Linked DNA regions of Homo sapiens: region 1 is linked to region 2. The links are chromatin loops, found by intact Hi-C in ENCODE. Cell type or tissue: endothelial cell of umbilical vein. All regions are shown on one strand. Region 1 overlaps LOC105369709 (a long non-coding RNA gene). Region 2 overlaps FAR2 (fatty acyl-CoA reductase 2).

What was found. A loop is a pair of places that touch in the nucleus more often than their neighbours do. Peaks named below come from ENCODE experiments on the same cell type or tissue, not always from the same donor. Only the 100,000 strongest peaks of a DNase experiment are listed, where the experiment ranks them.
Region 1: a loop joins it to region 2, with 14 times the contacts of the local background. A loop is called at or near these places in 1 of 110 quality-filtered maps.

Annotation. Positions count from the first base shown.
Region 1 is chr12:27,819,465-27,823,464 of GRCh38, forward strand. It overlaps LOC105369709 (a long non-coding RNA gene), which reads right to left. Exons shown (of 3, transcript XR_931459.3): 2 at 1,324-1,449. Among named protein-coding and RNA genes, the nearest start is that of MANSC4, 41 kb to the left of the region's middle. RefSeq lists enhancers at 2,114-3,313, 2,763-2,832, 2,853-3,012. In endothelial cell of umbilical vein, a CTCF peak has its summit at 1,904; DNase peaks (open chromatin) are centred at 1,907 and 2,797; H3K27ac peaks cover 2,689 bases.
Region 2 is chr12:29,240,880-29,244,879 of GRCh38, forward strand. All of the region lies in intron 1 of FAR2 (fatty acyl-CoA reductase 2), which reads left to right. Among named protein-coding and RNA genes, the nearest start is that of FAR2-AS1, 75 kb to the right of the region's middle. In endothelial cell of umbilical vein, no CTCF peak of the experiment used is centred here; DNase peaks (open chromatin) are centred at 1,312, 1,422 and 2,362; H3K27ac peaks cover 2,503 bases.

The sequences.
Region 1 (4,000 bases), 1.4 Mb before region 2:
ATAATATACCAAGAAGAGGTGAGAAGTATGTATATGTGATGATGTATTTATTCATATTAATGTATATGTGTGAACATATGAACTATCTCTGCTTAAAAATGGCATTCTTCAATAGATGCTTTGCAAAAAACATTTAAAAAGGAGGTATGGCCGGGCACTGTGGCTCATGCCTGTAATCCCAGCACTTTGGGAGGCTGAGGCGGGTGTAAGAATTAAAGAAAGAGGAGAGAAACGTGAAGGGTGGCTTGCCAGTTCACAAGGACAGGTTTATTTTAGGAAACAAATCTGAGAGGGACTTCTGGCCGAGTTAGGTCAGAGCCACACTCTCTTATACACTAAAAGTTGTTAAGGATTTAGGGTATGAGAGTTTATCAGAGGCTTGGACTGCTTCTGTGACTCTTTGTTGTGCTTATCTGAGAGGGAGAGTTGTGTGTCTGTTCCCATGCATCTTTTTGCAGCTGCAGGCATACCCCCGAGTCTGCTTTTAGCTTCCCTATTTTAGCGCACCTGAAGGGAAAGGAATGTGCTTATTAAGGCCCACTGTTTTACTGGGGCCCATTGCATGAGGGTGAAGATTGGCAGTTACCCAAGGAACTTTTCCCCCACCTCCCTTTATGCCTGAGCTGTCTTATCTGTGTTTTACTCTCTGCTATTTCTGGCTGCTTATAGTTAGAAGAGAAGTGATTTCCTTGAAATGCATGAGGCTAGAAAGGGAGCTGGAACTTAAAGTGGTGGTGTTTGTCTGAGATGACGGTGCTGCTGCTGTCAGTGGGCAGATCACTTGAGGTCAGGAGTTTGAGACCAGCCTGGCCAACATGGTGAAACCCCATCTCTACTAAAAATACAAAAATTAGCCGGGTGTGATGGCGCGTACCTGTAATCAGCTACTTGGGAGGCTGAGGCAGGAGAATTGCTTGAACATGGGAGACGGAGGTTGTGGTGAGGCGAGATCGTGCCACTGCACTCCAGCCTGGGTGACAGAGCGAGACTCTGTCTCAAAAAAAAAAAAAAAAAAAAGGAGGTATGAAGCTATTTAGGATGTTTTATAGATAATCTTAAATATTTGGTGTGCTGTTGCTTAAAATGAGTGAATATATATAAAATGCCTAGTGCTGCGATGGGTTTAAGTACAATGTGTTACTTATATTTATTATTATAGTTTTATGCTGCTTCTAGGATTCAAAGGTCGAGGAATTAGAATAGAAAGGTGTTCCTTGGAGAAATAAATTGTTCACAATTGGAAAAGGACAGGCACGGAGATAGTCACCAGGAAGTGGAACAAATCAAGAACCACCCATGTCTTTTACCACACAATAGCCATACCAGCTGGAGGAAGGACTGTAAGTACCATCTTTCCAGAAGTGCGCAGGTTATGGAATAGCTGCAGCATGAGAGGCTGTCACTGCTTCTCGCCTCAGTCACATTTGCAGCCTGAGACTCTCCTGACCACTGGAAAAACAAAACAAAACAAAAGGAACACAGGAAAAAAAGTTAAATTTCCCTTTTAAAAATAGAAAAAGTAAAACCAGCATTAGGTTTAGCAATTATCAGCAGTAACTGAATTTTAGGGAGAAAGGCAGTGAATTATAGCAATATGAAAAAGCACTCTTCATCCAAAATCAGATTTGTTAATTCTAATTTTTTATAAAGAAAGAAAGCAGTTATTTTTACAAAACAGTATAATTGAGATTGTGTATTACAAACTAAATTTTTATACCACGATTTTATTGTTCTCTCATCCTGTTTGAGTTGTAAAGTCTTGTTTTTCAGTGGAGTTTATAGTCTTTAATTAAAGCTGGTGGAACTTACTTTATAAATGTAAATGTTTATCAGTTGCTGGGGAAAGCTTACTAGGATTCAGCAAAACCATTAATATACAAAGCACTACCATCCACCTAGTGGTAAAAATCCAAATTGCAAGCATTGCGTCTAAGTTGAGAGGCTCCAAACCGCGTTTGAGGAGTCCGCCAGATTTCAGCCTACCTAACCACAGGGGCCACGTGTGGTCATCTGCGGCTCTCATTCCTTTTGGGGGGTTCAGTGCACCCAGAGACACATGGGCTGCTCATGCACTGCTTTTGAGGCTGGAGTTAATGCACTCCTGAAAAAGCACACTCTTCACTCTCTTCTTAATTCCTTAATACATGTTAGACCTCTCTGTATGTGGGAGAAAAATAGCTAATACTCTAATTATTATAACTATATTCAAAATTATGTAGTAAATACTTTCTCAAGTTTGTGAATAGAATGGAAGAAATGAAATAAGTATTTAAAAGGTCTGTTACTACTGATAAGAGCTTATCTAAATTGAAGTGACAAAGACCATAGTAAAAATGATGACTAGGAGGAGGCTCAGAGAATGTTCTACACTGTTTAAATTCTTATTGCTTTCCCTTGAGAGGCAGTGTAATATAATGGAAAAGCACTGGCAATGAACAAACTTGGTTGTGGGGCTTTGGGAAGCCCTCTGAGCCTCAGTTTCTTTACTTTTAAAATGGGGCGATAACTTGGAACACATACTATCATGAGATTAAATAATATACGAAAAGTAATTAATACCATGTGATCACAGAGCCTGGTTTACGGAGTAGAGGCAAAAGTCATAAGTTTTTCCTTAGTTTCTGTATATTTGTGAGGCGTTCAGCACCTCCAGCAACACAGTATCCTCCAACACCACCTGGGCTCATGAGCTCAGCATTGAGTCAGAGGAAAGGAGGTCTCTTTCTGATTCATGGTTCCACTTCCTGAGGTTCCTTAGTCATCTGAACTGGTCCAGACGAGGCTGCCCCTACTGAGAAATGTTCATGTTCTGTTTTGAGTCAGGTTACATTATTTACTGATAGTCTTGCCTGGATGTAAATGGTGTTTGTGTATTGGTTCACGATGTGGCCAAGGTAACACATACGTTCTTCCGAAGCTGGCTTTCATTTTTTTGGAGAAAGTTATGAATAGCCGCAGAGAACTGGAAACTGTCTTTCAGCTTGGTGGAACAGCGGAAGTCGGCAATAGGTGGAGTGGAAGCTGACTAACTTGCAGGGTAACCTCTGGGGAGGGTTACATAACCTCTGGGTTTGCCACCTGTACTGCGAAAGCCATGAACTGAGGGTTGCTCCCCTGCTCCTGGTGAGGGGTAACTGAAAGAGTGGTTTCCACCCACTCTTATGAAACATTAGCATTTCAATCACAGTGATTGCCACATTTATGGCTGTTAGCACTATATGACTATGGTGGTAAATAATTTGATTTATGTGAATTTAGCTTTATGATTTGAATGAAAAGAATACAGACTCACAAGAGTTAGAATTACTGGTTTCTTCTTTTTTTTTTAAAGGTACACAATACTGTCCCTCTACTTATTAAATAATACATGCTTAAGGCAGAATATTTGATATACAGATGCTCTTCAAGTTACAACAAGGTTACGTCCCAATAAGCCCATCATAAGTTGAAAATATTGTAAATCAAAAATACATTTAACACACCTCACCTACTGAGCATCATAGCTTAGCCTGGAACACTTACATTAAATATGCCCAGAACACTTACATTAGCCTACAGTTGGGCAAAATCATCTAACACAAAGCCTATTTTATAATAAAGTGTGGAATATCTCATGTAATTTATTAAATTCTGTACCAGAAGCAGGAGACATAGATGGCCATTTTGTGGACAAGATGGCATGTGAAAACACAAAACATGGTATCCAAAAAATGCTGGCAACACAGTGCCCTGCAGAGACTCAGTTTTTGATCTTCGTGGTCGTGTGGCTGACTGGGAGCTGTGGCTCACTGCGCCTGCCCAGCATCGTGAGAGAGTGTGGTACCACATATCACTAAACTTGGAAAAGATCAAAATACAGCACTTGAAATAGGGTTTCTACTGAATGTGTATGGCTTTCATACCATTGTAAAGATGAAAAATCATAAGTCGAACCATCCTAAGTTGGGGACTGTCTGTACATGGCATAATGAAAACAGTCACTCACAATCAGGCTATACAT
Region 2 (4,000 bases):
ACTGCAGCCTCCGCTTCCTGGGTTCAAGTGATTCTCCTGCCTCAGCCTCCTGAGTAGCTGGAATTACAGACATGCACTACCACATCCAGCTAGTTTTTGTATTTTTAGTAGAGACGGGGTTTCACCATGTTGACCAGGCTGGTCTCGAACTTCTGACCTCAAGTGATCCACCCACCTCAGCCTCCCAAAGTGCTGGGATTACAGGCATAAGCCACGCACCCGGCCTCATTGTGTATTTAAAAGCTAGTATTGAAAGTGCCACTCTGAATGTGTACTAAAGAAAGATTAAGCTATGCACATGCTACACATATAATGTATGTGTGTGTACAAATATAATGTGTGGATGCTTTTGTATGTATGTACACATATGCCAAAATGTGTATGTATACATGTCTCCACTTCATCTTTTTTTTTCTTCTTCTAATATTGCTGTGGCTTTCTATTTTGTATCTGATGGAAATCTGGAAAGACTTTCTCAAGAAAGTGAAAGAGGAATTTCTGTAAATTTAGATTGATCTTCTTTATTTATTTAGATTGATCTAGTTATTCTGTACATCATGGTTTCTGTTTTAGTGTGTATATACTACTCAGTATTTTTCCCTTCTCTGCAGGAAAAAAAATGAGTTTGTTCTCCCTCTCCTTCCTCTTATCTCTCCAGCTAATTCTCTTATTTCTTTTTTTATTCTCTCACACTGAGGTGTTTTTTGCAGACTTTATCACAACCTGACAATGTTCTCAATGTTTCCTTTGATGCTGAGTTCTTTTTAAAAGACGTATGAAATGTAAAATCTCCCTTCCTTTCCCAGATCAATATTTGAAATAAAAAGCAGGGCAAACACCTTCAAAACGAAAAGTCTCCTGTTTCCTGTTGCCTATTCCAGCAGCAGGACTTGGGTTGCTTGCCGTTTTTCCTGCTTTTCATTTCCGAGGAGGCAGGAGCACCTCAGATGCTCCAGGGAATTGTTGATTCCAGAGAGAATTGCTGATGGGTGTAGCACCCCCTGGGTGCGTGCATCGAAGCTGTGAACAAATCCCCCCTTTCCTCACTAGAGTCTCTACAGAGAAATCACCTCAGCCCATGTATTCTGTGACAGCTGAGGATGGCAAATGTGGGAGCAATGTGGGCTTCTCCTGGTGCTAAGTCTGAACACAGAGCATAGGCCTTGCCTCAAATGTTTGCAAACATCCGTGTTAATGCTCAGCACGCCACTTTACACCGAAGGAGTCACACCAGTGTGACACACGACTTCAAGACTTCTGAGGAGCTAGAAAGGAAGTTTATGTATTTGAGGCCTTTCCCTTGGCTTCACTCCATTTAGAACTGGGTGACTCAAAATGACAAATAAGGTGTAGTAATGAAGACAAAAAGCTTCTTTAAAAAAATTATTGTTAATCCACTTCTCTTTTTGACCTCTGAACAGCATTATACTAGGGAGTTTACCCAGTCCTCTCAGTGAATAAGCTTGTGCTGAAATCCTGTGTTCTCAAGCTGGCATGTTATGTTGAAATGCTTTCAAGTTACATAAACGCCCACACTTACTAAGTGCAATTCCCTAATTGAGTCACTGGGAAGCAGCAGAAGTGAGCAGCACTGTGGTCCTGTGACACAGTGACAGTACAGAGAACTGTTTCCCCAGGAGCAACTCAAGTCTCACCACCTGCTGGGCTCCCAACTGTTCATATATTCAACCTATGGTAAAGAAATACAGAAGTAGGATTGCCATTATCATCCTCAGTATCGCCTTAAACTCTTACCAGTGTATCTGAATTGCATTTGTCTGCAAAACCAGCAGGCCTGCAGGCCGATATTAGAGTCACTTTCTTTCAAGGAAAGAGGAAAGTACTCAAAATGACAGAGTAGGTATGGCAGAGGACAGTAAAGGAAAAACCTCTCTTTTCTTTTCTACATTTGGATACTAGTTAATAGGATAACTTTGGAATGAGGGAGATCAGGTTCCAACTCTTGCTCTGCTTCTTGTGTGGCCCATTTAAAAGCTAATCTTTATAAATCCCCTTATCTGTAAAAATGGGTATAATAGTTATGTGGAACTAAATGAAAATCTACCAAATGAGAAAAAGAAAGGCTAGTTGTTCCAAGCTTGCTACAGCAAGGGAGTCAGCCACCATCACTTAACATTTTAGCAGAGACTCAAAGGCACGCAGGAGAGTGGGAAAGCATTATAGTGGAAAACGGGAAGGCTTCAGCTCTGCCCTGATTGGAGGCTGTTGCATGGGGAAGCTATAAGCAGGCCAGCTAGAGGTGGGGCACCCTGCGTGATTGGTTAGGGGATGTATTTTTGATTTTCTGTGGTTGGTGTTAACTTGGAAGTGGGGCCAAAATTAGGGAAGCTGTCAGTAATTAAGTCTTGTCAGTTTGGGGCCAGTTGTTACAGAAATGATCATTTATCTTCCTGGATTGTCACTGGAGATAGCAATCTGGTTTCCTGCAAGTCTGACTTATAGCAGGCTGGCTTCCTGGATTGTTTATTACAGATAAGGGGTTGGTTTCCTGGGCAAGTTGCTACCGGTTGTAGGTCAAAGTTCTATTTTATTATTTTCATTTTTATTTCTCATTTGTAAATTCAGTTTCAATGAAGCATTCATCAGAGAGCAGTCATGTAGCAGGTGCTCAGTAAATAATATAACTCATCAAGTGTTTGAAACCACTGCTATCTGGTATGTTTTTCTTGATCTCAGTGTTGGAGTCTTGGATTAGAAATGGGCAGATGTGGAGAAGCTCAGGTTATGTTGATATATCCTGGTCATTTTCTGTGGAATTATGCCAGCGTTGGAATGGTGTAGCAGTTATAGGCCTAATACCTCTGAATTCCTTAGGAAAGTCTGAAACTGCCATCCCATTCATTTCTCTTCTAGGAACTGTTAAAGTCCAAAAGAAACTCCAGGGCTCTAGTAAGTCTTTAACATCATGTTGAGTTCAGGATGTATTCTTCTTGGAATATCAATGAGTTTAAAGGCATCTGCAGTTGTTAAAAACTCAATAATAAGAACCTTTAAAAGATGAGAGACAAAGCACCTCATACTGAACAGGTGGTGTCTCGTTCATCATAGTATCCCCAGCATGTAGCACAATCCCTGGAACATAGTGTACATTTAATCAGCAGTTGAATGAATGAATGAATGAATGAATGAATTTCCCAACTTATATCAAATAGCTATTGTGGTGATAGTAGACATTACCTTTCCTATTATCTGCTATGTCATTTGGATATTCCTGTATGTTCTTTTTTCACCAGTGCTCCCAATATCTGATTGAGTTAAAAATAATCAAATGATTCATCATAGAACTTATACAAAATCAAAAATGACTATTTTGGTCACTTCATGCTCCAAAAATGCTGAATTCAGGAAAGAATGTGCCAATGAACACATTAAATACAATTTTAAAGCCTTGTTCAGTGAACAGGAAAGAAAGGTGACATGGTGACATAAAGTAGCTTCTTATTAGTGTCAGTGTGAAGTGGTGCCAACTTTGAACTCTAAATGCTAAATTTCTTCCAGTGATTTAACAGAAATATGTTCCAAGCCAGTTGGTTCACACAACCTCTTAGGAACTGTATATCTCAAAGTGACAGGCAGAGCTTCTTGCATTTTGTGTAGCAGAGACCCTGGAGACCAGGATTTCAGAGAAAAGAGACCCGGCCTAGCATTCAGCCATTACTAGTGTGCACTTCATCCTCCAAACATCCATTTATCCATCCATTTCCTCGTTTATTCATTCTCTTAAACAGCATTGATTGGACACTGAGAGCTTCCCAGGCACTAGAGATGCAAAGTGAATCTATTGTTCCCACCCTAAAGAACCCAAGCATATGATATGAAATCGATGATGAACACAAATGCAGCTAGAGACAAGATCTGACAGAACTTATTCATTCAATTACACTATCTAGGCTATACAACAATGACTAAAGTCTCTACCCTTAAAGAACTTGTACAGCAGAAAATCATGGACACAAATATACAAGATCAAATATGATAA